Regions from separate parts of the Homo sapiens genome. Here all the other regions are linked to region 1. A link is a loop called in an ENCODE intact Hi-C map of the cell type or tissue named here. Cell type or tissue: endothelial cell of umbilical vein. All regions are shown on one strand. Region 1 has its middle 110 kb from the start of LINC01638. Region 2 overlaps MIATNB (MIAT neighbor). Region 3 has its middle 11 kb from the start of LINC02554. Region 4 has its middle 110 kb from the start of LINC02554. Region 5 has its middle 12 kb from the start of LINC01638. Region 6 has its middle 21 kb from the start of LINC01638.

Evidence for each region. A loop is a pair of places that touch in the nucleus more often than their neighbours do. Peaks named below come from ENCODE experiments on the same cell type or tissue, not always from the same donor. Only the 100,000 strongest peaks of a DNase experiment are listed, where the experiment ranks them.
Region 2: a loop joins it to region 1, with 2.6 times the contacts of the local background. A loop is called at or near these places in 3 of 110 quality-filtered maps.
Region 3: a loop joins it to region 1, with 2.3 times the contacts of the local background. A loop is called at or near these places in 2 of 110 quality-filtered maps.
Region 4: a loop joins it to region 1, with 13 times the contacts of the local background. A loop is called at or near these places in 2 of 110 quality-filtered maps.
Region 5: a loop joins it to region 1, with 6 times the contacts of the local background. A loop is called at or near these places in 14 of 110 quality-filtered maps.
Region 6: a loop joins it to region 1, with 4 times the contacts of the local background. A loop is called at or near these places in 15 of 110 quality-filtered maps.

The regions. Positions count from the first base shown.
Region 1 is chr22:27,112,958-27,117,957 of GRCh38, reverse strand. No RefSeq gene overlaps it. Among named protein-coding and RNA genes, the nearest start is that of LINC01638, 110 kb to the left of the region's middle. In endothelial cell of umbilical vein, no CTCF peak of the experiment used is centred here; DNase peaks (open chromatin) are centred at 1,887 and 4,597; H3K27ac peaks cover 4,023 bases.
Region 2 is chr22:26,754,454-26,759,453 of GRCh38, reverse strand. All of the region lies in intron 2 of MIATNB (MIAT neighbor), which reads right to left. Among named protein-coding and RNA genes, the nearest start is that of MIATNB, 84 kb to the right of the region's middle. In endothelial cell of umbilical vein, a CTCF peak has its summit at 2,654 (motif pointing left); a DNase peak (open chromatin) is centred at 2,463; H3K4me3 peaks cover 315 bases.
Region 3 is chr22:27,296,853-27,301,852 of GRCh38, reverse strand. No RefSeq gene overlaps it. Among named protein-coding and RNA genes, the nearest start is that of LINC02554, 11 kb to the left of the region's middle. RefSeq lists an enhancer at 4,933-5,000. In endothelial cell of umbilical vein, no CTCF peak of the experiment used is centred here; DNase peaks (open chromatin) are centred at 2,532 and 3,842; H3K4me3 peaks cover 1,389 bases; H3K27ac peaks cover 1,953 bases.
Region 4 is chr22:27,418,935-27,423,934 of GRCh38, reverse strand. No RefSeq gene overlaps it. Among named protein-coding and RNA genes, the nearest start is that of LINC02554, 110 kb to the right of the region's middle. In endothelial cell of umbilical vein, no CTCF peak of the experiment used is centred here; DNase peaks (open chromatin) are centred at 3,054 and 4,284; H3K27ac peaks cover 2,926 bases.
Region 5 is chr22:27,210,557-27,215,556 of GRCh38, reverse strand. No RefSeq gene overlaps it. Among named protein-coding and RNA genes, the nearest start is that of LINC01638, 12 kb to the left of the region's middle. In endothelial cell of umbilical vein, no CTCF peak of the experiment used is centred here; a DNase peak (open chromatin) is centred at 2,796; H3K27ac peaks cover 1,193 bases.
Region 6 is chr22:27,200,765-27,205,764 of GRCh38, reverse strand. No RefSeq gene overlaps it. Among named protein-coding and RNA genes, the nearest start is that of LINC01638, 21 kb to the left of the region's middle. In endothelial cell of umbilical vein, no CTCF peak of the experiment used is centred here; a DNase peak (open chromatin) is centred at 2,884; H3K27ac peaks cover 756 bases.

The sequences.
Region 1 (5,000 bases):
TATCTCCTGGTGCTTTTAATGAGAATTTTCCTAATGCTCAATAATGCTGAGTATCTTTTCATGTCCTTATTGGCCATTTGTACATTTGCTTTGGGGAAATGCCTATTCAAATCCTTTTCTTATGTTTGAATTGGGTTATTTTTGTCTTTTGGTTACTGAGTCTTAAGCATTCTTTATATATTCTAGATACAAATTCCTTATTAGATGTATGATTTGCAAATATTTTCTTCCATTCTGTGGGTTATCTTTTCACTTTCTTTATGATCTTATTTATAGCACAAATGTTTCTAATGTTGATCAAATCTAATTTGTATTTTTTTTTGTCTTTTGTGCTTTTGGTATCATATCTAAGAAACAATTGCCTAACCCAAAGTTATGAACAGTTACTCCTAAATTTTCTTCTAGGAGTTTTATAATTTTAGCTCTTATGTTTAGCTCTATGATCCATTTTGAGTTTTGTTCTTTCTCATATGGATATTCATTTGTCTCTACCACTATTTGTTGAAAGACTATTTTTCCCCCATTAAAGAATCTTGGCATCCTTGTCAGAAATCAGTTACCCAGAGAGGTCTGGTTTATTTCTAGACCCTCAATTTGATTCCACTGATTTATATGTCCGTCCTTATGCCAGCACCATGATATCCATACCCATTCTTGAGTGAGGTCAAATTTTCCCTCCAAATATTACTTATATGCTTGTGTCGATCTCTCAGATTAGACCATAAGTGCTCAAGATGAGTGGTATAGGGCATTCTCTTAGCTGTAAATTATCCAACTTTTTTTATTCTGTGTGATTCTGGGTAGTGTACTTAGCCTCTCTGAGCCTGTGTTTCTCAGAGTTTTATTAGTAAAAAGAATAGTCTCTTCTTCTTCCTTCTCTCCTGTATTAGTCTGTTCTCACACTGCTAATAAATACATACCTGAGACTGGGTAATTTATAAAAGAAAGAGCTCATAGTTCCATATGGCTGGGGAGGCCTCACAATCATGGTGGAAGGTGAAGGAGGAGCAAAGTCACGTCTTACATGGCAGCAGGCAAGAGAGCATGTGCAGGGGAATTTCTCTTCAAAAAACCATCAGATCTCATGAGACTTATTCACTACTATGAGAAAGGCATGGGAAAGACCCATCCCCATGATTCAATTACCTCCCACAACATGTGGGAATTATGGGAGCTATAATTCAAGATGAGATTTATGTGGGGACACAGCCAAACCATATAACTTCCCATCCTTCCTCCTTTCCTACCTTTGAAGATAGAGACTGCCTCATTTACCACTGTACCAGGACAGTGCAGACATAGAGTAAATGCCAGTTGTATGTTAGCTGAATGGATAAGTTGCCCATCTTGCTGAGCAACAAGGAGGACATGGTTTCTGATGTGCCCACACTGCTGTTTCTAAATAAACAATGACTTGGCAGCAACTGAGAAATCAGGTTTACTGTTCATGTCCCTCTTGTTTGCAAGGCATTTAACCATTCTCCCACATGCCTCAGTCTTGGCTGGAGGCTCAGAGCTTCCTGCCTCCTTCCCAGACGGGGGTAGGGGGGTGCCTAGTATATGGAGCAGAAGTTCCCAAACTTTCCCAGTACATGGCACCCTTAGTGTTCAGGAATTATTTCAGCAAAATAAATCCTTAATGGTTCTGCCAGTCCTGCTTATTGGGTCTTCAAGTGCAAACAACGTAATAAGCATTTACATCCTAACAACTTAGCAGCCATTTGAAAAAAATAATACACACAAGTTAATCAAAAAATAATATTGTAAGCACAATCACTTCCTATTGAAATGTGTGCACCGGTTGGGCACTGCATGGCTTCTGAAACCTTGAAATCAGATCGGACTTTGTCACCCTCATTTCCTGTTCCACATTGACTTTGGCATAGTTCTTGCTTTTTATCACAGCAGCCACCAAAAACCCAGGGTCACGAAGATACGACATCATCAAAAGGAATGTTGGGTGATCTAATGCTGGAATTGTGAATGACCTCAAGCTAGTCATTCTCATGGCATTTAACAGATGTCCAATATCGCTGTGTTTACCTTGACAATTTATAATACCTTGCAATGTTCCTGTGAGTCTGCCCAGGCACCCCAGGGTGCCTTGACACACAGTTTGGGAATTGCAATTCAAGAGGAAAGAGCATATGAATTGGCTCTTAGGATCTTCCATTGGATTCTAGCTCTGTAAGTGATTCCTCAGGTGAACTTGGTCCAGTCACTTCCAACCTCTAGGCCTCAGTTTCCCTCCTGCTCTGCAAAACTGGGCCTCTGCCTGCTCCAATATCTTATCATCATCTTCACCATCATCATCTCCCTCATGAGTACAGCCTTTGATAATGAGCGCTTAGTATGTGTCAGACACTGGACTCCACAACTGCTCTGGGCAAGTCATCATTATTGGCCCCACTGTACAGAGGAGAAAACTAAGGTTCCAAAGGGCTCAGTAACCTATGCATCAAAGGCAGAAAGTAGAAAGTTATGCTTTGTCTCTCCGCTAGCTGCCTCTGGAACTCTGGGGATCCAAAACCTCAGTGTGTAGAAAATACTTTCCCCTAACTGAAAGAAGAGCAATCAAGGTGACCTTGCGGCTGAAAGACAAATTGCGTGTTATATATTGACACTCCAGGAGCGCAAACCTGTCCATCAATAGCCTAAGTCCCGGTTGCTGATACCTGTGCTCTCAACTAAAGATCTCAGAGACCTGAGCCTATGAGTGAACAGAAAAATTAAACTCTGTTCAGAACAGAGTTGTTAATAACTGGGTACTAGTATAGGGGTTCATTTTGTGTTTATTTACAAAGACTAAACTTTTTGTTGTTTTCCTTTTATTTTGTTACATTGAAACTCCTTCATATGGTTTACACGACCTGCCCCTTCCACCTTCATCTTTCATCAGAGTCATCAGAGTCTACTCTCACCATACCCGCCCTCCCACTTTTTTTTTTTTTGAGATGGAGTCTTGCTCTGTCGCCCAGGCTGGAGTGCAGTGGCGCAATCTTGGCTCACTGCAGCCTCTGTCCCCCAGGTTCAAGCAATTCTCCTGTTTCAGCCTCCTGGGTAGCTGGGACTACAGGCGCATGCCACCACTTTTGTATTTTTAGTGGAAATGGGGTTTCGCCATGTTGATCAGGCTGGTCTTGAACTCCTGACCTCAGGTGATCCACCCGCCTCGGCCTCCCAAAGTGCTGGGATTACAGGTGTGAGCCACAGCACCCAGCCCCACTTTTTTTTTTTTTTTTTTTTTTTTTGAGACGGAGTCTCGCTCTGTCACCCAGGCTGGAGTGCAGTGGCGCAATCTCGGCTCACTGCAAGTTCTGCCTCCCAGGTTCACGCCATTCTCCTGCCTCAGCCTCCCAAGTAGCTGGGACTACAGGTGCCCGCCACCACGTCTGGCTAATTTTTTTGGTTTTTTTTAGTAGAGACGGGGTTTCACTATGTTAACCAGGATGGTCTCTATCTCCTGACCTCGTGATCTGCCCACCTCGGCTTCCCAAGTGCTGGGATTACAGGCGTGAGCCACTGCACCCGGCCCCCAGCTCCACTTTTTAATGAAGCCAGAGGGACTGATTATGCGCACCTGCCCTGTGCCAGGCACCGATCTAGGCCCAGTGTATGGGGCAAGGAGCAAACAAGATGCAGTGCCTACCCTCTGGGAGTTTGTAGTCTAAGTGAGAGAGAGGGGGACAGAGTGAGAGGGAGGCTTAGCACACAATCTCACAAATAACTGCAGCATTCTAGTTGTGATTCTAGTTGTCTAATTGTGATTCTCATTGTCATAAAGGAGAAACTCAGGTGCTCTGCGGCCCAATCTGTGAAGATTCCCACAGATTCTGCCTTTGCCTTACCACACTGAGTTGTAGTTATCTTTTCCATTAGGCAATTACATGTTAGTCCTGATTGTCATTGTACCCCTAACACAGGGCCTGGCACATAATAGGTGCTCAATGTGAACATGCCTCAAGTAAGTAGACACTCAGTGTAGAGACAAAACAAAGCAGAAAAAGAAAAACAATTGCAATTTCCCTCTCTGTCTCTCTTTCTCTCTCTGTCTCTCTTTCTCTCTCTCTCTTTCCCTCCCTCCCTCACACACACTCACACACATGACTGTGAGACATCACTTTCCTACATTTATCATTTGTACTTGCCTGTTTTGTTTCTCTTTTGAAGAACTATTTCATGCCATACTTCCTATTGTGATACCTTTCATGCAGCCTTCTGTCCTAGGCATTCCCCCATAGAATATGTTTAATCTTGTGTGCCAGTTCCCAACCACTGATAGCACCTGCCTGGAGTGCTTGACTGAAAAAGATGCAAGAGGAAGTCAGGCTGTGATTGATTCGTGATGTCTGCCTAGAGCAGGGAAGTAGGGCATTTCAGGATGGGAATCTGCTTTTGTGGACTAGACTAAGAGCTTCACTGTCAGAACCCTGTGCAGTTGCAGCCACTGGGAGGCTGGAGCGAGAGATGGAAACTCCTTCTCTGATGGTTTGGCACAAAATCCTGCTACATCAGCTGGTGACAAGTGGCATAATCAATGCCTCCCTCTCTCAGGAAGTCTGCGTGTGAGATGCACACTGAGACGTGGTCACCACAGCTATTGCAACATCCCAGTGGGATGAGTCACTGATTCAGTCCCCTGAAAACACATAGCACATTCTAGACTTGGAAGAGCTGGGGCAGAGAGAGAAACAACAGCTTCTTTGTCTGGTTCTCTCAGAAGCCAACTCTGAGGCAAGGATTCCTAGGAAAGACTATCTTAAGAGTGAGAGGTGGAATTTTATTATCTATGGTGAGTAAGTAGAGTTTTGTCCTGCTGGGAGCCTCCAGAAGGCAGTGTGACCCACCTTGGTGTTCTCTCACCTGAGAGTCCAGGGGCTAGGGTGTTTACCCACCTCACCGTCCTCTTGGTTGAGGACTGCTTTCAGGGGCAATAACACTGCTGCTTCCAACCTGCCCTCTGCACAGAAGAGTAGGCTCCCAAGGCCAGAACAACATCT
Region 2 (5,000 bases), 360 kb after region 1:
CCTGTCTGAGCCTCAGTTGCATCACCAGTACCAAGGAAGGTGATAACACCTCCTTTCCAGGTGCCTTTTCCTAGCTGGGATCTTCACTCATCTCTGAACCCCCTCACAGAATCCACGTCAGATAAAGTGGCTGTGGGAGCCAGGAGAGACCCAGCAGAGACGATGGGTCCACCTGAGCCACTGCCTCCCTCTGCCTGAAAGCCCAGTGATCCCTTCTGCTTCACTCTGAGGCCCTTGCAGTTTTCAGCAGGACAAAGAAAAACTGTGCTTTGAGTTAAGACACTTGAAAAAAAGTTCATTTGCACAGGGAGTCTCAGGGACTCCTAGCCATGCATCCCAATACCTGCATCCCAAGGGTAGGAACACAGCTGTAAGTTCTGGGTTCAGAGCCTCACACCATGCTGGGGAGAGCGGAGAGCCGGGGCCTCTTCTCAGGGACCTCACAGGCCTTTGTCATCACAGCTGTGTTTATCAAGCATCTTCCATGTGTTCGGACCCCCTCGTTTAATCTCACAGCCACCTCAAGGGTACGTGCGATTATCTCCATTGTACAGATGAAAAAACTGAGTCTCAGTGGCAGTGAACCAAGGAAAGCAATAGCCCAACCAGGATTGGAACCCAGATTGTTTATTCCAGGGTCATTGTTCTTCCCCACAGCTCCATGCCCGACCAGCCTGAGACAACCACCAAGTCCTGACCAGCTCCTTCCACAATCCCTATGGGGGAGCAAATACCTGTCACTTCAGTGGAGTAAAAAGAGGACCAATTTTAGAGTCCCACAGAGCTTAGTTCTGAAAGACAATACCAGAAACACAAGCACCAAAAGAGAAACACGGGTGTGTTGGACTTCCACCAAAACTTAAAACTTTTGTGCTGCAAACAAAACCATATAGTAAAAAGACCCTCCATAGAACGGGAGAAAATATTCCCGATTCTTATATCAGATAACTGATTTGTATCCAGAATATATAAAGAATGCTTACAATTCAACAATCAAAAGACAACCCAACTTTTTTTTCTTCAGACGGAATCTCACTCTGTCGCCCAGGCTGGAGTGCAATGGCGCAATCCTGGCTTACTGCAACCTCCACCTCCAGGGCTCACGTGATTCTCCTGCCTCAGCCTCCCGAGTAGCTAGGATTACAGGCATGTCCCACCGTTCCCAGCTAATTTTTGTATTTTTAGTAGAGATGGGGTTTCACCGTGTTGCCTAGGCTGGTCTTGAACTCCTGACCTCAGGTGATCCGCCCACCTTGGCCTCCCAAAGTGCTGGGATTACAGGTGTGAGCCACCGCACCTGGCCAATCAACCCATTTTTTAAAAAATGAGCAAAGGATATGAATAAGTATTTCTCTCCAAAGAAGATATACGAATGGCCAGTAAGCAAATGAAAAGATGTCTGACATCCTTGGTCATCAGGGAAGTGCAACTCAAAACCACGATGAGATACACTTCCTACCCCCTAGGGTGGCTAGAATCAAAAAGGCAGATAGTAGCAAGTGTTGACAAGGATGCAGAGAAACCCAAATCCTCATACACTGCTGGTGGGAATGTAAAATGGTATAGCCACTCTGAAAACAGTCTGGCAGATATTTGAGCAGTTAAATATCATGTTACCATACGATCTGGCAGTTTCACTGCAAGGAAATTGAAAATATCTATCCGCATAAAACCTTTTCACAGCATTATTCATAGTAGCCAAAAAGTGGAAACAATGAGCAAATGAATCAATAAAATGTGGTATATCCATACAATGGAATATTATTCTGCAATAAAAAGGAATGAAGTACTAATGCACATTGCAACATGGGTGAACCTTGAAATTATACTAAGTGAAATAGGCCAGGCACAGAAGGCCACATGTTACATGATTTCGTTTGTATGAAATGTCGAGAATCTACACAGATAGAGAGTAGATTAATGATTGACAAGGGCTGGAGGGATTGCTAACAGATAGAAGATTTCTTTGGGAGAATTTACTAAAATGCTGTAAAATTGAATTGTGGTGATGGTTGCAGAACTATGTGAACATACAAAAAAAAATTGAAATGTATACTTTACATGTGTGAATTCTATGGTATGAGAAGTCTAGTCTCAACAAAGCTGTAAGAAAAAAAAATTCCAACTCTATCAAACCCCAGAGCTGTGTGTTCTTAGAATAAAGGTTTCCCAGCTTCAAGTCTCAGTTTCCTCCTCTGCAGGATGGGCTAATAAGCCACATCACCTTGCATGAAAATCAAGGAGACAGCACAGCTGGGGCCCAGCACGTAGTAGGCCTCACTCCGCACGAGGTTCCTTCCGCAGAGGGGAAGGGAATGGGGGTTGCCCAAGTAGGGCGCACGGCCAAGGCCATGGCTGGTCCTGGACGGCCAGACGGACTGGACGGAGGAGGAGGCTCACCGCCCATGACATAATGTAGATGGATGGCTCGGGCCATCCGTCAGGCTGGGAGCGGGTGGCCGGGGAGGAGGCCGTGAGGGAGCCCATTACCGTACACGTGTTAACAGCGCATCCTTTGTACAGACAGCCGCGCGGGCGCGGGCCAGGGCCGCTCCCCACATTGTCTGGGCGCCGCGGCCGCGCGGTGATGAATGGGCCGCGCGCGCCCGGCCGCCCCCGCCGCCGTCAGGATACCACGGGCAGAGGGCGACACCTCGTGGCTGTTTACAGAACTGCGGGCTACCAGGCGGGCACAGAGGGCGCAGGTGGGCCCCCCGCGACTTGCCTTTAGTGGGAAGCTCAAGATACTCTGTGTATAACACTTAGCACAGAGCCTGGTGCGTCGTAGGCCCTCAAGAAATCCAGATCATAATTACAACCACCTTTATTTTCAAGGAAAAAAAAAAAACAGGCTAAATGAGGTTCAGAAACGGGGTGAGGGCCAGGCGCGGTGGCTCGCGCCTTGTAATCTCAACAATTTGGGAGGCCAAGGCGGACGAATCACACCTGAGGTCAGGAGTTCGAGACCAGCCTGGCCAGCATGGTGAAATCTCATCTCTATTAAAATACAAAAATTAGCCGGGCTTGGTGGCGGGCGCCTGCAATCCCAGCTACTTGGGAGGCTGAGGCAGGAGAATCGCTTGAACCCGGGAGGCGGAGGTTCCAGTGAGCCGAGATTATGCCACTGCACTCTAGCCTGGGCGACACAGCCAGACTTCATCTTAAAGAAAAAAAGAAAGAAAGAAAAGAAACGAAAGGAAATGGGGTGAGGTTACCAAAAACTGGGTAGCAAATAATTTTTTAGTATATCAAAGATCTCTAGGGGATAGATTTATCTTTTTTAAAAAAAATCACTCATTATTCATCTGAAATTCACTTTTAACTGGGAATGCTGTGTTTTTGCGCTTGTGTTTGCAAACCTGGCGACCCGATAACTGGGTGCCTTTGGACACAGCATTCCACCTCTCTGCTTCTGTAAAATAAGAGAAGCAAGACTCTATCCCTACACGTTTACAACAATAACTACAGGACTGTTGTGCAGATTAAGTGAGAGGATACAGGTAGTGAATATAAAGCCGGTCAGGGTTAAAGTTGCCATGTCCCTGATCACACCTATTTGCAGAGTTTAGGAAAGAAAAGGAGTCCAATAGCCACTAAGTTTAATGTGACTCCAGGCCTTTGTATGCTCTGTGTCCTGCTCCTGGATGACCCTCCCCTCTCTAATGACTCCTGAAGGTTCTCTCTGACGCTCTTCTTCCCAAATCGTAATCCCAACACACATTTCCTTGGAGCTCTCATCTATTTCATCTCAGACCCCTGCCTCTACCTGTCTTCTACCTGCAGGGAGAGGCAGCGTATTACTCCTTACCTGGCCTGCCTGGCACATACGAGACATTCAACTAACATTTGTGGAATGGGTGAATGTAGACATGGCTCAAGGCTCAGAGAAGAATACCTTATATCATGTGGCGTGGCAATGCCAGAAGGTAAGACCATGAGGGTGGGCTCTGCCCTGTTCCCCTGCTATAGCCCCAGCATCTAGTAGGCACCTAACAAAATTGGTTTACTTTAATGCAAACTGCTAACCTGACTGAGCTCTGTGTCTAATGCGCTGTGCCAAACATTTAATTATTTAAAACTTTTTATTTCCATAGGTTATTGGGGAACAGGTGGTGTTTGGTAACATGAGTAAGTTCTTTAGTGGTGAGCTGTGAGATTTTGATGCACCCATCACCCAAGCAGTATACACTGCACCCAATTTGTAGTCTTTTTTTTTTTTTTTTTTGAGACAGAGTCTCACTGTCGCCAGGCTGGAGTGCAGTGGCACCATCTCGGCTCACTACAACATCCGCGTCCCGGGTTCAAGTGATTCTCCTGCCTCAGCCTCCCAAGTACCTGGGACTGCAGGTGTGCACCACCACCCCCAGCTAATTTTTGTATGTTTAGTAGAGACGGGGTTTCACCATCTTAGCCAGATGGTCTCAATCTCTTGACCTCGTGATCCACCTGCCTCGGCCTCCCAAAGTGCTGGGATTACAGGCATGAGCCACTGCACCCGGCCCAATTTGTAGTCTTTTATCCCTCACCTCCCTCCCACCCTTTCCCGCTGAGTCTCCAAACTCCACGGTGTCATCCTTATGCTTCTGCATCCTCATAGCTTAGCTCCCACTTATGAGTGAGAACATACGACGTCATGCCAAATACTTTAAATATTTTCTCAACTATTAACTTTTCACAATGATGCAGGGAAGTGGTTACTATTATTGTGCCCACTGTACAGATAAGGAAGCTAAGGCACAGCAAGCTGGAGCCTTTGCCCAAGATGATGTAGATGTATGTGGAGGAATCGCACCTGAACCACAGCAGCTGGATCCGGTGCCCACCCTGAAGTTACTCAAGGACTTCAGAGACAGACCTTGACATGAACACGGTTTCCAACCTTCTCCAGTGAATGACCTCAGCAAATCTCTTCTCTCTGAGTTCCAATTCCCTCCATTCCTAAAGTGGAGAGAATGAAATTTCCAACCACACAAGATGGTGGTAAAGAACAGAAACTGTTC
Region 3 (5,000 bases), 180 kb before region 1:
GATCATGCCATCACACTCCAGCCTGACGACCTGGGTGACCGAGGGAGACCCTATCTCAGAAAAAAAAAAGAAAAGAAAAAGAAAAAAGAACATGAGTCATTGGATTTAGGGCCCACCCTAATCCAGCGCAACCTGATCTTAATTTAATTACACCTTCCAAGACCCTGTTTTCAAATAAAATCACATGATGAATTTCCAAGTTGATGTGACTTCAGGGGGCGGGAGGGCACTATTTCACTCACTACAGTAGGGATAATTTTTTTTTTTTTTTTGAGATGGAGTCTTGCTCTGTCGCCCAGGCTGGAATGCAGTGGCGTGATCTCGGCCCACTGCAAGCTCCGCCTCCCGGGTTCACGCCATTCTCCTGCCTCAGCCTCCCGAGTAGCTGAGACTACAGGCACCTGCCACCACGCCCGGCTAATTTTTTTGTATTTTTTAGTAGAGACGGGGTTTCACCTTGTTAGCCAGGATGGTCTCGATCTCCTGACCTCGTGATCCACCCGCCTCAGACTCCCAAAGTGCTGGGATTACAGGCGTGAGCCTCCGCGCCCAGCCCAGTAGGGATAATTTTTTAGGGTAAGTCAGCCAGCCCTGGATTTTATCTGCTGGGGCTAACGTCCCAAAGATCATAATAGTGGCTATAATATATGTAGAAAGCACCTAACTCTGTGCTAGGCCCTGTCCCAAGCATTTCTATATGTTACCTTGCTTCATCTTCAAAATAACCTCATTAGTTGGCACATTAATCCCATTTTGCAGATGAGAAAACTGAGGGCCAGAGAGTGATATGCCCAAGGTCACTGAGCATGTAAAGGTTTCCCAGTAGCGATCAGCACTGACCATAGGCCCTGACATTCATATCTTACTGTCTGGAGCCAGGCTAGGGCAGGCAGGGCTGTCACTTGTCCCCACAGCCCACGGAGCCAGATGCCATCTTGATGAAGGGAACAAGAATGGATGCCATGGGTGCAGAGCCATGGGGAGGGGGCATTGCCACCCGGTGGGCGCCCAGCCGCCCTCCCAGGCATAGCTCCTGTCGCTGCTGCCTGGGCCTGGCGCAGGCAGCCCGCAAGTAAACAGTGTCTGAAACCTATTCTCATTAGGCTAATTTACGAATAAATTACCATATTCAATGGCCTTATTTTTACTGCTCGTTAACAGGCCCGTGATAGGATGATAATTACGGGATTTTAAGTGGCTAATGGCAGCTGGGGCGTCAAAAGCAGTTTTTACGAATCTGTTTATGGCAGCGAAGGTGACAGGAGGGGAGGGACATTGAAATGTTGAAATCACACTTTGAGAAAAAAAAGCTTTAATTGTTGAGTATTTATTAGAGAGGAGGGAAGGCTGTAATTTAAAAAATGAAACTCTGAAAAACAAAGGAAATTAATTCGTCTTCCCCCCTGTGCTGTGACCTTCAGGGAGGGGGCGAGGGGTGGGCAGGATCCCAGGAGAAGGGTGCCAAGTTCAGGCATGAGTCTGGGAGGGTCCTTCCTGGTTTCTGCTGCCCCTGCAGGGAAGGCATCCCGGGGCCTGCGATCTTGGCTCAGAGGCCCCTCTGGGATCCAGGGAGGGATCCCTGAGAGAGGTAAGAGCCCAGCAACCCGAACGCAATGACAGTGTGGGCATTTGATTCATTCTTTGATCCTGATAATCGGGATCAGATCTCATCCATTCCAGCTCCCCTGCTAATATTTTACATGCATTATTTCATCCAACTCTTGCAAAAATGTGGAGAGCTAGTAATTATTCCTAACATATACTGAGTGCTCATATATGCTTTCTGGGTATTAATTCACTTAAACAGATACCCTCGTGGGATTGGTCACTATTGTTATCCCCAGTTACCAAGGAGAAAACTTGAGGCACAGAGAGGTTAAGTAAGCTGCACACAGTCACACAGCGAGGGCCCGGACCAGCATCCGTCTGGCCCTGCTTCTTTTATCACCTCCCTCTCAGTGAATCCCTGGCTAGCTGGTGGGGTGGGCTTAGGGCCCCAGGCGACAGAGGAGAAAGCACAAAGCCCAAAGAGGTTAAACCGTGTACCTGGAATCACAGAGGCTGAGTTCAAAGGTCAGCCTCTCTGAGTCCAGACCCGCCGCTGACTTGCCTTGAAATGGGACTCATGAGAGTGGAGGTGAGGAGAGGGCATCTTGGAAAAGGACGCCGGACATTTTGGTGGGGTGATTTCGGGGCCATTGCCCCGCCCTGTGAGCTCTGTGGGTGCCTCTCCTGGGTCCGGCCTTCTCTTCCCCACCTGCCTGGCCTCCTCCCTGCCGTCCTCGGCTCCTCATCTCCCGGCCACTGGGCCGATCCATCTCGCTCCTCCGCTTTAGTATGCAGCCCTCGGAAAACAAACACGCAGCAGCCTGACAGTGGGAATAAATATCGTGGCGATGTTGATTAGCATTTGATCCCAGCTGGGTCTCTGGGAGCTGAAGTACTGGAATGTCTTGGCAGTTTTTTAATGCTGAATAATTTGATTAGATCAGTGACTGAGCCTGCTGCTCCTGGTGAGATAAACCCTCCCCACATTACAGGGGAGAGAGGGGGTGGACCGAGGGCGCGCATCTGAGCCCCCAGACTTCCTGCTCCTCCACCAGCCCTCCCGGCAGCGTCGTCTGCGCGGCCTCCCCCTCCCCAGCTCGGCCCCCTTCCTCTCTTCGTCTCTCTTCCCTGCACCCTCATCTCTCTCTTTCTTTCTCTTTCCTCTTCCTTCCTCCTCCGCTATTTTTCCTCTTTTCCTTCTCTCCTGGGGATATTTGTCTCTCTCATTTCTTTTTCTCCATCTTTTCGTCATTTCTGCCTGCATGTTTCATCTTTTTTATTTCCTCCCTTCTTCTTCTCTTTCTCCTTCTAAATTCTCAATTCTCTGTTTTCCGTTCACCCCTTCCTCCTTCCTTTTCTCCCTTCCTCTCCATCTTCCTCCTTGCCTCTCCCTCCTTTCGCCTCTCTCTCCCATTCTCCATTTCTCTCCCCTCTCCCAATCTCTCTCTGTCTCTTCTTCTCTCTCCCCACTCTCCTCCTTTCTCTCTTTTCCTATCCCTCTTCCTCCTGCCCCCTCCCTCTTCCCCTCTCCTTCATCTCTCCTCACTCTTCCCCTCCTCACTCCCATACCCACCTCCTCCTTTCATGAAGCCTTAAATACATCATTTAATCAGCTCCACAATTTTCAATTTCACACAGTTGTCAGCTCAAATGTCTGACGAGGTGGTGAAGACCCCACAGATTGTGGGCAGAGGTCACAGGGCCACCAGGCTTCCCTGCTTCCTCAGACCAGACCATCTCTCAGCCCCGGCCCCCTCCCGCACCACCCACCCTTCTGCAGCCAGCCGAGGAGGGATTTCGGAGGGTTCTGCTTTTCCCGTGGCAACTGTCAATCAGTCATGTAGATGTTTCTCTTGTCATCGGTGTGAAATTGCCAGAGTGGCCTCATTATCTGCTTACTCCAAATTTGGAGGCAATATTTCTGTTTGAAGGATAATAATCTCCATTTAAAACAAAAATAACATCTTCTCAGGTAGAGGAGAAGAAGAGGAAAGGAAAGAAGACAGTTTGGAACAACCCAAGAAAAACATGAATTATCTGGGCTTTTTGATCCATACACACACACACACACACACACACACACACACACACACACACGCAAAGTCTTTACTGCCCTAACCTAACACAGAGCCCACATTTCCTGAAAACTGTTTAAATTTTTTCCAGCTGGGGTGGGAGTGGGCTGAGAGGAAGAGGAAGGTCCATGTGACTTTAACAGATCTATCCTTTCTTAGATTCCTGTCCCCTTAATCATAACTGAACATTACTAAAGCCATTGCTACTATAACAAAAAAAGTAATCAGATCAAATGGACAGGAAGGAGTGGTGAAGGCTTAGGTTCTTATGCAGATTCAATTAGCAGCACTTCCCCAAGGCTGGGTGTGGGGGTGTGTGTAGGAACCCCATTAATGGTGGGGAATGCTGTCTGTTCTCGCCAGGGGCATTGCAAAGCCAGCTGACCTCCCGCTCTGTCCACCCCTGTCATCTTATCACCGCAGAGTCAGACTCCAGCTTTATTTATTTTTCTCAAATGGATGCAGAAATGGCTGGGGGAGGCACTTCCCAATAATTGAGCGCTGGCTTTGTCGGGAAAAGCCACACTCAGGGCTCCAAGTGTCCTCCAAGCTGCCATGTGTGGGTAGAATCTGGCTGAGCTGACTGTGTGTTGGGGGTGGGGGGTGGCAGGGGGAAGCATTGAAATCAATCCTGGTTTTGTCAATTGTGCGACCTTAAATAAACCTGAGCCTCTCAGAGCCTAGATCTCCTCATCTGCAAAACAGGGGCAGTAAGAAAACCTACCCCACCCTCATGGGGGCCGTAGTAAGGGTAAAATGTGACGAAGCTTCTGACCCCCTTTATGCCCCTCCCACCGTGTCCTGATTATATAATGATTGTGGCTCTGGTCATTTACTGACCACACAGAGACCTGTGCCCATCTTACTGCGGCATGAGCTTGCTTCCAGCTCTTCCTGTCTCTGAGCCTCAGTTTTCCCATCAGCAAAATGGGGCTGTTCTTACCTCCTGGCAGGGTGCTGGCGACTCCTGAATCAAATGTGCATAGCGCCTCTCACTCCTGACTCCTCACCTCCATCCCCTTCTCCGACTTTTGCCTACAAGCATTGAAGCCTTTCCTTGGGATAGCCTGTGCTGATTTAGCTTCCCCACTAGCTTTCCTGCTAAAAATAAAGCCGGCCTCACATCTGCAAGCTGCAGTGTGGTCTCTGAAAACAGTGTTATTGAAACTTGAATGTCTGGTCCTGGTGCCCGGCATAATGCTAGGCACATAGTGGGAGACCCAATGAATGAATGGATAGATGGGTGGATGGATGGATGGATGGATGGATGAGTGGATGAAAGTTACTGGGCAGGCTGAGTGTGTAATGCTTGCTGTGTGAATGAATGAATGAATGAATGAGAACTCTGCTATCTGCAAGCCAGTGTTTCCTCTCGTT
Region 4 (5,000 bases), 310 kb before region 1:
TCATTAATTATGCATCACACAGCATTAATCCCCATAATATGCATGTGTGCATGCTGTGGAACAAGGCTGCTGGTCCTGTCGTGGGGAGGATATGTGTGTGTGTGTGTGTGTGTGTGTGTGTGAGCAGGGGCACCTCACATGGCAGCAGCCCATGAGCATTGGGCCAGAATGAGTGCTGCGTTTGCATTGGTCATGGAAGCTGGGACTGGACTGGATTCTTCATTTAAATCTGGAGTTGAAAATGGTGGATGGCAGGCCTGATCCAACTTGCAGATGTGTTTTGTTTGGCCTGAACAAAATGACTCTTTAAAAAAAATGGCTATAATATATATAGTCTGGGCATGCCAGTTTGCCACAGTCCCCACCACTCCTTATTGCCTCCTATACCATCTACTTTCAAAGTTTCCTGCCTGGCCCCTATGTGCATTTGAATAGGCAACCTATAGATCACCTTCACCTTTTTTTCTTCACTTCTTTTTTTTTTTTTTTTTATTGGCCCCTAAGTAACTCTTTCAGACATTTTTCCCTACTCACTCCCTGCCCCCACCAATGAAATTTTAATAGCACAGATATATTGGATATCTGTTTATGCACTGTATGTATGTCTGTAAGACTTTGTGCCCTCCAAGGGGAAAACTTCACCCCTGTGGAGAATCCAGGCTCTAGGTTATAAAGTCTCTGCCTGTCTCTGATGGTTCTCATGATGCAGTAGGGATGGAAAGTGGGTTGGCAATGAGATGAGCTGATCTTTGTAATCATTTCTCTCTTATATTCCCTGGATGAGCACTCCATTTTGGCCTTGCTGCTCTCCTTACTTCCCCCTAAATGACCTCTAGGCAGTCCAGACTCATTTTGTCATGCTGTTCTCCCCCTGACACCCAACTCATCCAAATCCTCAAGATCCAGGCATCCCGTCCTCTAGAATCTTTCTGGCCAATTAAAATACTGGTCCATGGGTATTGAAATGTCAGAGGGGAAAGCTCTTAGGGAGTAACAATTTCTAAACTTACACTTTGCAGATGAGCAGACAGAAGCCCAGAGATGGCAAGAAACTTATCCAAGCTGCACAGCAAGTCAGGAAGAGGTAAAAAACCATGACCAGATTTTAAGGCCAATACTTTCCATCCACACTACTTACTCCCTAAGGCAGATTTATTTACCTTTGCATCACCTGGGCCTAGCTAGCACAGAGGTGATGCTTGTGGAGTGTCATAATGCACATTGACACCTTAAAGCATTAAAGGCTTTGACAAGTCTTGCAAGAAAACAAACCATTTTAGTTTTGTGTAATACAGCTTTGTTTGAACTTGTGCTTGACTCTGGAACCTGTTTGTGACTGTAAACCCTGCTATGTGCCAGGTACTTGGGCTAAGACTATTTCTAGTTTTACAACATCTCCCAGCTGGAAATGACCCAAACCACATCAACAGTAAAACAGATTTTAAAACTCTGGTATGTTCACACAAAAGAATATTATACAGCAGTGAAAATGAATAGACTATAGCTCTGTGCAATAACATGGAGAAATCTCACTGTATAATATTGGAAAGAAGAAACCAGACACAAAATAATAATAATATGATTACTATGACTATTCCCTTTACATAAAACCCCAAAACAGACAAGGCTAAACTATGTTGTTTTTAGGTCTGAAGAAAACGCAAGGAAATCATGACCACAAAAGTCAGGATAGTCATGAAATATTGTGGGGAGGGAGGGAGTAGAATCGAAGAGAGTCAAGAAAGTGCTTCTGGCTGGGCGCGGTGGCTCACGCCTGTAATCCCAGCACTTTGGGAGGCTGAGGCAGGCAGATCACTTGAGGTCAGGAGTTTGAGACCAGCCTGACCAACATGGTGAAACCACTTCCCTACTAAAAATACAAAAATTAGCTGGGCATGGTGGTGGACGCCTGTAATCTCAGCTACTTGGGAGGCTGAGGCAGGAGAATTGCTTGAACCTGGGAGCTGGAGTTTGCAGTGAGCAGAGATCGTGCCACTACACTCCAGCCTGGGCAAGAGAGCGAGACCCCGCCTCAAAAAAAAAAAAAAAAGAAAAAAGAAAAAGAAAAAAGAGAAAGTGCTTTAGGTTGTTTCTTGCGCTGGCTGGTGGTTACATGGGTATTTGCTTGATAGTGAATCATTCAATTATGCAAAGTCATATTTTCTGCATTTTGCTGTAGTTTTTAAATGTTTTATAATTGAGAGAATAATAAAGGTTGTGCTATCCTTAGCTCAGAGAATGGACTCTGAGGGCAGGAGTGGAGGTGGGAGGGTTTGAGAGGAGGCTGCTGCAGTCACCACTGCACCGATGGTGGCCTGGACTGCAGTGGGGACCACTGGGATGGAGGGACCAGAGGGATTCACGAGGGACTTAGCAGATAATTTGGCAACCCCCAGTGTGTTCACCAATGTGTTTGAGCTCCTGGCTTTGAACCACTGGCTCCAGGACTTCCTGTTCATAGTCCCTGACATTCAGAACCAGGAGGCCAAATGGGCCTCATTGGGGTGCCCCCAGGACAGAGAATGTGAAGAGCTTCGGAGAATGCCATGGAAAGGCGGCCAGGAAAAGAGATGGGGAAGTTGAGTGCAAAGAGAGAGCGGTGAAGAGGCGGTCCTTTAGAGCTGTCAGCATGGGGCCCCAGGCGCTCCGCGTGCCATAAGCAGCTTCTTTGGATTGTTTTTTGGCCAACACGCACAGGTCGGGTGGTGAGCTGGCCAGGACGACCCGTGCAGATGTGGTTGCAGCTGGAGGGGGGAGGCGTGCAGTGATCAACGAATAGATGAAAACCCAGTCCCCAGGTAGCCCCTCTCCGGCTCCCCAGAGCGTGTTTTCTTGCGTCTTCTTTCCCACCTCCCGGGGGTGGCCGTGGTGTTTTCTGTCTGGCTGGCGATGCCTGGCCGTGCTCGGGAACACAGTCCCCTTCAGAAGTGCCCCCCGAGTCTACCGAGCCATCCAAGCCCTGACAAACTCTTGAGGGAAGCGGGCGTCGCAGGCCCAGCTGTGTAAATGTTTTTGGTTTTCCTGCTGAGGCTAGGGGTTGAGTCCATGCCAAGACAAGCCTCGCTTGAGTTTTCTTTGGCAAGGCGGCCCGGCTCAGGAATGTCAGGCAAACTTTCCAAGTGGGATGGCCTGTTGGTGGGACCTGGGGCTGAAAGCTGAGCCTGGGGTGTACTTTGCCATCATCTAATTACCACATCCCCAATTAGAGTCAAGAAGCTGTGCCCAGGCTGGTCAGATGGGAGCCATTTTCTCGGTGTGCCCTCCCCTTTCCTGGAGGGATCAGGGCTATTTAGGGGGCTTTCTGTGGGCTTCCCCAGTGGGCATGGGTGGGAAAGTGGCATTCAGCATCCTCAGAATGATGGAGCTTTGAAGGGGATGTGCCGACTCCATTCTGGGCCCAGGCTGTGAAATTGGGAGAAGTGGCCACACCATCACTGTGAGGTGTGTGTTTTTCTTCTTCTTGTTTAACTCCATTTGGCTAACTGTGACTTGGAGCTTTCTTGGTGGATCTCATGGAAGAGAAAATCTAGAGCAGGGCTTCCAGATGGAAAATACTCCAGTGGTAGGCAAACTACGTAAATGAATGGAGCTGGCCAAGAGTGAGGCAACAGGGAGCGGCGGGGACTGGGGCAGAATGGGAGCTCATACCCTTTCTAAAGGGGCGGGTGCCTGTAATTTCAGCACTTTGGGAGGCTAAGGCAGGAGGATCACTTGAGTCCAAGAGTTCAAGACCAGCTTGGGCAACATAGTGAAACCCATCTCTACTAAAAATACAAATATTAGCCGGGTGTGGTGTCACACGACAGTAATCCCAGCTACTCTGGAAGCTGAGGCAGGAGAATTGCTTGAACCCAGGAGGTGGAAGTTGCAGTGAGCCAAGATTATGCCACTGCACTCCAGCCTGGGTAACAGAGTGAGACTCTGTCTCAAAAAATAATAAATAAATAACTAAATAAATAAATAAGGGAGTGGGTTCTTCTCAGCTCTAGCAAAGCCCAGCTGCTCTGGGTGAATATAATTCTCATGTGGTCCAAACATCTGAAATTCCAAGAGAGACCCCAAAGTGTATTTTACGCGAAATCTCCCCATCTCTAAATATTGGCAACTAATTAGATTTTTTTAAAAAAATCAATGAAGTGCTGTATTAGCCAAACAAAATACATCTGGGAGCTGGACAAGGTCTCCAGATCACCAATGTGTGACCTCTGGTCTCTGAATTCCTGACCCATAACTGCAAGCCGAGTGGACAGATGGAGACAATGACATCATCCACAACAATAGCAATAACAAAAACCTTTTGTTTCTACTCTGGGCCACCCTAGGTGTCATGCAAGCATTTTGTATGCGGAGCTTCATTGAAATCTCACATCAACCTGATAGGAAGATATCATCACGCCTACTTTATCGACAGGAAAACTAAAATCTCCAAGAAGGGAAGTGACTTGACCAAGGGAACCGATTGGTAAGTGGCAGTGCAAGAATTTGAGCCCGGGTCTGTCTGAATCCCAGCACTGGGCCAGAGTAAAGAGACTCGCCTTGTTCATTGATTCATTCATTCATATATTCAGCAAACATTTATTGAGCTTTTACTGTGTGCCAGCCACTATGCTAAGTTTGCAAGGGTTAAATGAAGGAATACATGTAAAGTGCATGGAGCAGGTAAGAACTGCTTGGTTTCCTAGCTCATATTATTATTATTATTATTACCAACATGGATCAATTTACAGCAGGGTGTGTCCTGCCCAGGCATAGAGGTGGGGTGGGCAAGAAGCTGTAAAATATGAGTAATGTGTAGCTTCTTCTTTTGAAGATGCCCAGCCTCATGGGTCTGAGTTAGAAGCTTCCATATAGGCCCTGGAATTGATCCCACCATTTCTAATCTATGGAATGGGCCACAGTTTGCCCCCAATCAGAGTGATGGGGCAAAGAAGCTTAGTAGCTTGTGCTGGCAAAGCTCTAGACAGTAAGCTCTGGGAGGAGGCCTTGACTTTCTTGGTGGC
Region 5 (5,000 bases), 98 kb before region 1:
GTACAGTCTCTGGGACTCAGTTTCCTTATCTGTAAAATGGGGACACAAGTAGTACATTCTTCCCTGGATTGATCTAAAAATTGAATGGCATCAAGGCTTTAGAGAAACTAATTGAGTCCATAAATATTCCATCAACTCTAGGGGGTTTGATAACTCACAGGAGGCTCTTGGAGGCAGAAAATATATGAGCTTTCAATGGTGGAAGCCCAGCTGTTGCATAGGTCAGATGTAAGAGACCAGTCGAATCTGGTTGCAGAATTCCATGCCCTCTTTAGCAACCTCCTTAAGGAGCCTCCTCCTCCCAAGATTGCTTAGAGGAAATTACAAGTCACTGCCCAGAGCGTGGTAGCAGACATCTTCCGCAGGGTCACGCTGTCACCACATAGCGTGATGGTTCTGTGCTAAGCACTTTACATACTTTATCCTACAGGGTCTTAACTACAACCCCTGAGTGAGATCTCTTAGCTTTGCCATTTTATGGGTGAGCAAGTAGAGGTCAGAGAGGCAAGATCCTTTGTTCAAATTACAACAGCTGGCAAGCAATGGAGGCCAGGATGGAGCTCAGGAGCCCAACGGTCCATCCACCATCACCTGAGCTAAGAAATGTGAATTTTTTTCCTACAAATACCCGAGGAAGGTACCGAAGACAGCTTCGTTGCCCTGGGCAGATGGTCACCGCTTGGCCCTGCCTGGTCACAGCTAGTCAGCTAGACTGGATGCTTCTTTGTTTTTCTACAGGACATTCATGTCTCAAGGGACACCAAATCTAGAGACTCCACACTCCACAAAACCTCCAGCCTAGTCCCCCAAATTCAACCACAGCCTCGTTCAAAATAGCCTGTCTCTGGAACACACTGTCCAGCTGCTCCAGACCTTGCAATATTCAGGAAGTCATCTATACCTTAAATAATAATAATAATAGAAAAGTAATAAAGAATGAAATCAAGTGACTTTACCCTGGATACCAGGCCACGTTAGCTCATGGCCCGGTTTTCTGGGTCAGGGACAGGGGTTGTGTGTGATACTCTTATGCAAGGCATTTGGCGGCAGAGAAACTCTAGTTCCTAAAGATTATTATTTTAACTAACCCAGTGTTGACGTGTCCAAAGGCAGCGGGAGGCTCTGAAGGGTTTTCCAAGAAAGCGTGTGTTTCTTGGGGTTATTTTTTCAGACTCAAGTTCAGGGAGGGGGCTGTTTTGCTCAACTCATGTTTCTGGAAAAACAGGCACTTGGAAAGAGTTGGCCAAGGCAGGCAGGATGTGGAATGGAGAGCTGTGGGCCTGCGGGGAGGGGACGGAGGAGGCAGCCGGGAGAAGGGCCGGCACCCTTTGCTCAGTCTCTTCTTGAGCTGGACCTTGGGAGCCTGGCCATCCCCGACCAAAGGAAGAGGCTGCTAGAAGATGAAAGCTGATTGCAGTCTCTGTGGCCTCACTCTTGAGAAATATGCTTCAATCACTTGGCCTTTCCCTGGAGCAGGGATGACGACAGAGGAGAGGTGGACAGACACCATCTTGGTTGGCTTTTAGGCCAACCAAGCCAAGGGTTGCTTCTCATGGAGTGCTGTCTAGATATCGCTGACTCATTGTGTGCCTCGGTTTCCCCTCTGGGCTCAAGAGCTTTGAGCATGCTTTGTGTAACCCAGTCCCTGCTTGTCCCTGCAGGTTCATTCCACGTCACTCTCTTCTTCACGGGCTGGGGTCCAACCCCACTCACCATCCCTCGGACCCCAGAAGGCCCACGGTCCTGCCAGCCTTGAGGCCTTCCCTTCTGCCTGGAACCCTTCTCTTTGCTCCTAACCTACCTCTGTCGTCTTCCTGGCACCACTTGAATATCACCTCCTCGGGAAGCCTTCCCTGATCTCCCAAACTGAGCCAGGGCCTCCCTTGTTCTAGCATTCTGTATTTCCTTGGAGCACATTTCATAATTTAATTCTATAATTCCTTTTCCAGTGTCTACCTCTCTCACTGACTCTGAGGCCCATGAGGAGAGAAACCACGTCCTTCTCATTTACTGTGGTTTCCTTGGCTTCTCGCCTGACATACAAAAGGTGCTCAGTGAGCGAATGGAAACACCTCCCAAGCAGGGCTCACAGCCGTGGGTGTCCCAACCCAAGTGCAAAGGCAGAGCTCAGATTTGTCCTGCTGGACCCCAGGACACCAGGCAGGTACCAGACAGGTGATGGACAGATGGAGATGAGTTCTTCTACACCTTCTTAAGATTATGCAGAAAGCCACACTCTAGGGATAAATATATCCCACCCACCTTCATTATATGGTGATCACCAGTCAAAAGAGGTCATGTGCCTCAAAAGAAAGGTCTTTATTTGGTCTGTGAAGACCAGTCATTCCATCCCAAGGACTCCCTTCTTCCTCAAGGTTCCTTTATTCCCTCGTGTTCCCTGGCTTCCTTTCAGAATCCAATGGGGACAGAGACTTCGACAGACTCCCCACAGGGTCTCATGAGGAGACTCCTGTGTGTTCTCACTTCTCCCCTGCTCCTGGAGCCATTGCTCCCCTGAGACCCACAACTCTTTCAAGCTCAGAGGTGAGTCATCCATGCATCACGTGTCTTGGTGAATGTCAAGTGTCTCCTGCTTTAGAGCCTTGAGCCCTGGACTTTGTTTTATGGGGTTTGGCTGTCTGGGGCCGCCGACGATTTCATCCATCAACTCAGGATCGCTCCAACACTAATGCTGAATTTATAGAAGTGGTTAAACAAAGTGTTGACAATAGGGACCGCGTGTTTCTGATTAACACTGCAATTCCAAGGGAAGCTGCCAAGTGTGGGGAAGTCAGTAAAACACAGCAGCGATTTCCCAGGCTCAGTGAGTTGGGGATTTGACATCACGGGATTAACAGATGTTGCGCAAGGAACTTGCAAAGCATTGGGAGGCATTGCTCGACAGAACAGCACAGGCTTATATACAAACCGGAGTTGTTCCTTCCTGTCTTTCTTCCTTTTGCTTTTTTTTTTTTTTTCCTGAGAGATTAAATCTGAATCCTCTTTCAGCCTTAAGAGTTTCCATCAGGAATTGCTGTCAGCTTCAGCAATGCTCCCAGAATCCTGTCCTTACTCCTTTCTGAGAGTGAACAGTAACACTGGCTAACATTTATCAAAAACTTACTGGGGTACCAGATACTTCTACAAATCATCTCCTGTCATCTGCACGGGGAAGCAGGGACTGTGATGATCTACACTTTAAAGCTAATGTTTTAGTCTGAAACGGTCGAAGACTCACAAGAAGTTGCAAAATCAGGACAAAGGGTTCTCAGGTTCCCTTCCCCCAGCATCCTCCGATGATAATATCCTATATGACCATAGTACATTGTCAAAGCCAGGAAATCAGCTTTGGTCCAATGCCACACATCTTATGCAGCTTGTATCCAGTGTGTACATGCATTTAGAAAAATAGTCCTATGATATTTTAGCACATGTTTAGGTTAGAGCAACCACCACCGCATGAGAATACAGAATTTTTCTCTCCCCTCGATAAAATTCCCTTGGGTTACCCTATCATAAACTTACGCTTTCTTCCGCCCTAAGCTCTGGAAGTCATTGAGCTGTTCCCCATCACTATAAGTTAGTCACTTTAAGAATGTCATATAAATGGAACTATACAGTATACAGCCTCTGAGGTTGACTTTTTTCACTCAGCACAATGCCCTTGAGATCCGTCCATGTGGCTAGAGGTATCAACGATTCATTTCTTCTTGCTGCTGGTCAGTATTCCTTTGTATAGATGTACCGTGCTTTATCTATCCACCTGTCGAAGGACATCTGGTGGTTTTCAGTTTGTGACTATTGTGGATAAAGTGCTACGAACATGCATGTAAAGGTTTTTCTGTGATGATCTGCACCCAGCAGATGAGGAGATGGAGGCAAGAGAGGGGAAGTGACTTGCCCAAGCTCTCATAGCCAGCACTTGTAATGAAGATTTGAACCCAGGTAGTCACTCCAGAGGCTTCATGCTTAACCACCTCCAAGACTGAAAATCTTGTAGGTAAGAATAATCAACCCTAAAAGATTAGTTAACACACCAGAAAGATGTGCTGTGTTTATCAGTGGATCCATTTTCTCACAAGAGTACGCCACATGCCCCTTGCAAAGACAGTTTAAGCATCAAAATCTGGAGTCAAAGTCTGGCCCTCGGCTTGGTATGTAGGGATCTTCCCAATCCAGCCTCTACTGGTCTTCAGTTCTCACCTCTTGCCATCCTTCTCTGGCTGAGCAGAATGCTGTTTGCTATTTCCCCTCAAACAGCCCCTGAGATTCCAGCCTCCTTGATTCTGCTCACACCATCCGTTTGCCCAAAATACCCCTCTCTCTATGTCCACAAACTCTCTTCTGTTAGTAGGTGCCTCTGTGGAAAGACTGGTCCATCCTCATCCCACTCCTCTGGAAGGTCTTGGCTCCCATGAATATTTATCTATTTCCATAAACACAAATATATCCATTAAGCAAAGCTTCTCAAGGGCCGAGGATGTGGAAGGCACTGAGCTGAAGCTTGGGAAGCAGAAATAAATAATCTATAGTCTGTGAGCTCAACTGTCAAGTTCCTCAGTCTGCAGACATAGAAAGACATACCGCATGGAGAGATGAATGGAGGGCAATGGAGGGGGAAAAGTGCTAGGCTTGGAAGGTTGGAGCCCCAGATTCAAGTCCCGGATGGCTCCTATCTGGTGGCGGAACCTCCCTGGACTTGTTTCCCACCCTCTGCTCTGTCTTTCTTACAGAGGGGCTATGAACAGGCATGGAGTTAATTCATGATGCAAACATACTTTCTCCCTGGGCTGGGCATCTGCAGTGAGGAGCTGGCCTCCTTCACTCGCCTGGGACAACCAGACCCAAGATCCCAGAGTCATCAAAAGCCAGTGCCATTGCAGCTGGCTGCATGGGAATCCGGGTGCTTCTTTGTCTGCAGGATGCATATCAGAGGACAGCGTCGGGTTGGAACAAGGGGAGTGAGAGAACAGAGGGCCCACAGGGAGGGACTGACCTTA
Region 6 (5,000 bases), 88 kb before region 1:
ACACTATAGAAACAGCCTCTCATGAAGGTGTTTCGTAGTTTCTGCTTTCTGGCCTCACTCTGGGCCAGGAAACGCTGAGAAGACAAATGCTGCTGGGGCTTGTCTTGGGTGGGAACGTTTTTTAAAATGCAAGAAAGCATTTCTTTTATTCCCCACTCTCACTTGAAGCCAAACCCTAGACTTCCCAGCTTGAGATCTTCTCACCTGCTAATGAGAATTCCTGATTCTCCTGCTTAGCTCCAACATGACGGGGTGCAGGGAGGAGTTCTGGCCACGAGTCCAGCATTTCTTAAACTCAAATAATGTAGGGTCCATTTTAAGGAACAAAAATGAAGAGGCTCCTAATAGTTACTTAAATCAGTTGATTTTAAATTTATACCAGTGTAAATCAACATATTAACCTCTTATATCTTATTTTTGTAGAAAACCCCCTCACCTTCTAAACATAACTACATAAACATACAATTTAAATTATCAACGTTAATTTAATATGATGGAGAATGAATGCTGTTTGTTTGAGTCTAAACCACACATGCCAGGCTTAATATAGAAAGATTGACATTCTAGATCCACTTCTATATGTATAGTCTGCATCAGTTAGAAATGGCAACTAATAAAAGAGACCCAGAAGACCACAGTTTAAGTGAATTGAGGTTTTATTTTTCTCTTGTGTCAGAGTAATCAGGAAATATCCGGACTCTTCTGCGCTAAGAGCCTTAGCACGAGGCCAGCAAGTTCAAGGTGCCTGATGGTCACAATATGGCTTCTGTGGCTCCAGCTATTGCATCTGTACTCCCTGCAAGAAGAAAATAGAAGGAGGGAATCATGCCCCCCAAGTACACCCATCTCTTTTGAAAAGTCTGCTCATAAATCCCACCTAACAACCTTTGCTTGTGCCGCATTGGCAACTCTATATCTAAGGGAGACAGAGAATAAAATATTTTAGCTCAGCGTATTAGCACCTCAGATAAAATAAGGGGCCTGTCGCTATGGAGAAAGGGAAGAATGGACTTGGGATAGGAGAGTACCAGTGGCTGCCACACTCTATTTTTGTTTTCTAACTTGTATAATTCCAAGCAAAGAATGCCTTTTGAAATGGGGTATTGGTCAAAACGGTATGTGGAATGGGAAACTTTAGCCTGTTAGCTCTGGATAATCAGACCTCAGTTAAATCAGATTTCACTTAATCTACTGAACTTAACGAGGCATCACATGAGTACACAAGAAGGTAGTCTGCTTTGCATAAGCCAGATTTTTGAAATCACCATTAAATGAGCATCTATTACAATTACTGAAGGCATCAGAAAGAGAGAAAGGTTTTCACTGCATATTGCCTGCCTCCCTCATTGCCAGTGAGTGATTGCCCATTGGCCTGTGAAGGGCTGGAGTCTAGTGTCCACTCACGTGTGAGTCTGGCACTGATGCAGTGGGCTGGACCTTGCGGAGGCCACTGTGCTTTCATCTGCTACGTGATGAGGCAGCTCTTCCATCACATACTACTCTTAGAACACCAGCAGAATCTTCATTGGAACCACGCTGTGAGATCCTTTGGATTTTACTCAATAATCTCACAACTGCGAAAGCAAATATCAACTCAGGCACTGAAGTCACATGGAAGCCCTTTGTTCTAAGATGATCTCCCAGGTTAGAAGGCAATTAGAACCCTTTTCCGGGTTATGGTAGAAATGAGAAAACCAAAGCAAGTAGACAAGTGAATACATTGGGGTGTGTTCGTGGGTCCAAGTTTGAGACATGATGGCTTCTGCCACCAGGTAGATGGTTTTCAAAGGGCATCTATGTCCATGAGTCTGTGTGATTCCCTTACAGGAGCCCTGGAAGCAGATGGAAGGGTTATTTCAATTGAGAGGTGAAGGACTTGTCCGTCAGAGAGGACAAGCTACCTGGTGAAGGTCCCACAATTTATGAAGGTCTGAGCTGAGAGTCACCCTTGCTCTGTCCTGGAGCTGTGTAGGGCTGGGCTCTGAAGCCTTCTGCAATATTGCAGCTGAGGCCCCCAAAGTGGCGCCACCATTCCTGTGGCCCCCAGAAGCAGAGGAGACACCCTAGGCTCCTAAGACCCAAAAGCATCTTAGAGAAGATCTAGATCCAACTACCCATTACACAGATGTGGGAAGTGAGCCACTGGTGGGTGAGAAGCCAGTGAGTCAGTAAGACAGCAACAAAGATGGGGGCTGTTTCCAAAGGCCAAGTCCATGGCAGAAACCCAGCAGTTTCAGGGCACGCAGGGCCACAGCAAAATCCTATTCAAGGATTTGCTGCTGCAATGAAAATGCTTATTATTGCCGTCACTACTACTAGCAGTTCATGCCTAGTAGAGTCAGCTCTCAATAACTATCTCTGGCTCCTCCTCACTCTTGTTATTCAGCAGACTTATTAGCACAGTGCCTGGCCCTATTATTATTATTATTATTGTTCACCAGCTACTCTGGCTCCAAGAAGTGCTCCAAAAATAAATTGATTGAATGAATGAATGAGTGATTCTAGCAGAGTTCCCAGAGCGCCTACTCTGCCCCGCTTGGCCCGGCCGCCTCCCCACACCAGATCACTGTCTGCCTCCTTGTGATATGAAGCTGCCTTTCCCATCACCAGCACGAACTGGACTCCTAATCCACTGTTCTTTGGTTTAAGAGTCATTACAAAGTGCTTAATTAAGTAAGCCTCGCTTAATCACCAAATGTTTGCATGCGAAACAAGTTCCCGGGAAGCAGGGCACTTGACATGTTCTGCACAGAAATAATTACGCCGAGGAGGGGGAGGGCCGCGGGCTGGGACTGGGAGCCTCCACATTTCATTTGAGGGCCTCACCCATTCATCACCGAAGGGGAATTAAAAGGCTTTAGCTGGAGCAATTCGAGAACTCCCACATTCCTGCTGGATGAATCACGGGAGTGGGGCCGCTGTCTGGGTTTCCAAAGGCGCAGAGCAAGGGGAGAGGTGGGAATTCGAGAGGCGAGTTGGGGGCTGGTGGGGCCCCGGGGAGGGGTGCTCTCGGGGACACAGGGGAGCTCTGCCTCCCCACAGCCCATGTGATAACAATCCCTCCCTGGCTCAGTCTTTGGCCTGCGTGTTCCAAGTGCTGCCTTAGATAGTTTCAATTGCCCTCTCTCTCTTATTTCAGGAGGAGGTTTGCAAATTGTATATGAATTTGCAGAATACATTGGTGGTGGCGGCGGTGGTGGTGGTGGTGGTTAGTGGAGTGTGTGTGTGTGTGTGTGTGTGTGTGTGTGTGTGTTTGTAGGCTATCATTTAATTTCTTCCTAATCCTGTACTTCCCACAGAGCACTGGATTAGTTGGTACAAGAATGAACTTACCTTTCTTATCTCAATGGCTTTTTGTCTATATTCATATGTATTAGAAAAAAAAAACATACAGAATCAGCACCTCATTCTCTGATTTCAAGGGTATTATCAAATCAAAGTTGGTATAAAGGAAAAAAAATAAATCTTCCAAGGTAGAACAAGGATGTGAACTAAATCAGGAAGGAGGGCCACACTGAGGTTTGGGACACTGTCCCTTAGCACTTCACGTTTCCCACGGTACTTGTCCCAGCAGGACCTCATGTCTCTGGATTGTCAAAGGCTCTTATCATGCCCATTTTGCAGATTAAGAAACAGAGGTCCAGGAAACACAACATAGCCCCTCACTTCTTCTCTGGGATGGTGGTGGCTGCACTGTACTGTCAGAAAAAATTATAAAAGATGTTGATATGGGCCAAAAAATCTATAAAGATTGCTGAATGTTCTGTCTAGCATAACTCTCCAGGATATCTATGCCTTTCATCATCTTTGAGCTATTTCCTAACTCTCGAAGCTTAAGAAAAAAACCAATAGTAATACAAATGCTTGGTGCCATAGAAATGCAAATGAATTGTGTCCAGTGGAATGCAATTGATTATTATCCTCAAGTTATTGACCGATTTCGTATCTACTTGTAAATGAATGCCAGCATTTGTGTTTGCCTGCATGTCTATGTGTGGTGCTTAAATTCTCCTTTGAACCAGTTGTGCCATTTTCCTTGTTCTGTCATTAATTAATGCTTTAAATAAAATCTCTGATGGGTGTTCATTCTGTAATTGCACGAGAGTCGTGATTTTGCCTTTATTTAAAAATGATCCTTTAATGGTACCCACCCAATAAGGAAAGGTCGAATTCAACAATGTGAGATGGGAGAGTAGAGGGACTGGGTTTGGATGATATTTTGAATGGAAATTGTTGGTCGGTATGTGCGCGTTTCTGTTTTCTGCCGGGTTGCATCTTTTTTTCTCTCCCCATCTCATTCAAGCAGGTTGCCAGCTCTACCGTCACCATTCGGGGGTGGGTACAAGCCATGCAGAGAATTGACAAAGATCCCTGGCTTTCTGATATTTTAAAACTAAGACCCTGGCTATGGCACCACCCTGGGGGTACAGGTGGGGACTGAGCTTTCTCAATATCTGCCTTATATTATGTTTTCCTCTAGCCCAACGGAATGGGGGCTGGAGAAAGAAATTACATTGATTTACAGAAAATAAACAGCTGTGATTTCTTGCAGACTCCTGAGCTGGGGGGCAGGGTTCAAGCCTGCCACAGGACTGGTCATGATAGCCTGAATTTGTGTCTCGTTTAAGCCTCATCTGACCAGAGGCTTTATTTATTTATTTATTTATTTATTGTTTTTTGAGATGGAGTCTCACTCTGTCACCCAGGCTGGAGTGTAGCGGTGCGACCTTGACTCACTGCAACCTCCGCCTCCCGGGTTCAAACAATTCTCCTGCCTCAGCCTCCCGAGTAGCTGGGATTACAGGCACCAGGCTACTTTTTTATTTTTAGTAGAGATGGGGTTTCACCATGTTGACCAGGCTGGTCTCGAACTGCTGACCTCAGGTGATCTGCCCTCCTTGGCCTCCTAAAGTGTTGGGATTGCAGGCGTGAGCCACCGCATCTGGCTCACGAGGGCTTTTACAATGGAGAGAAGCACGGATCCGAGAGAGTAGATAATT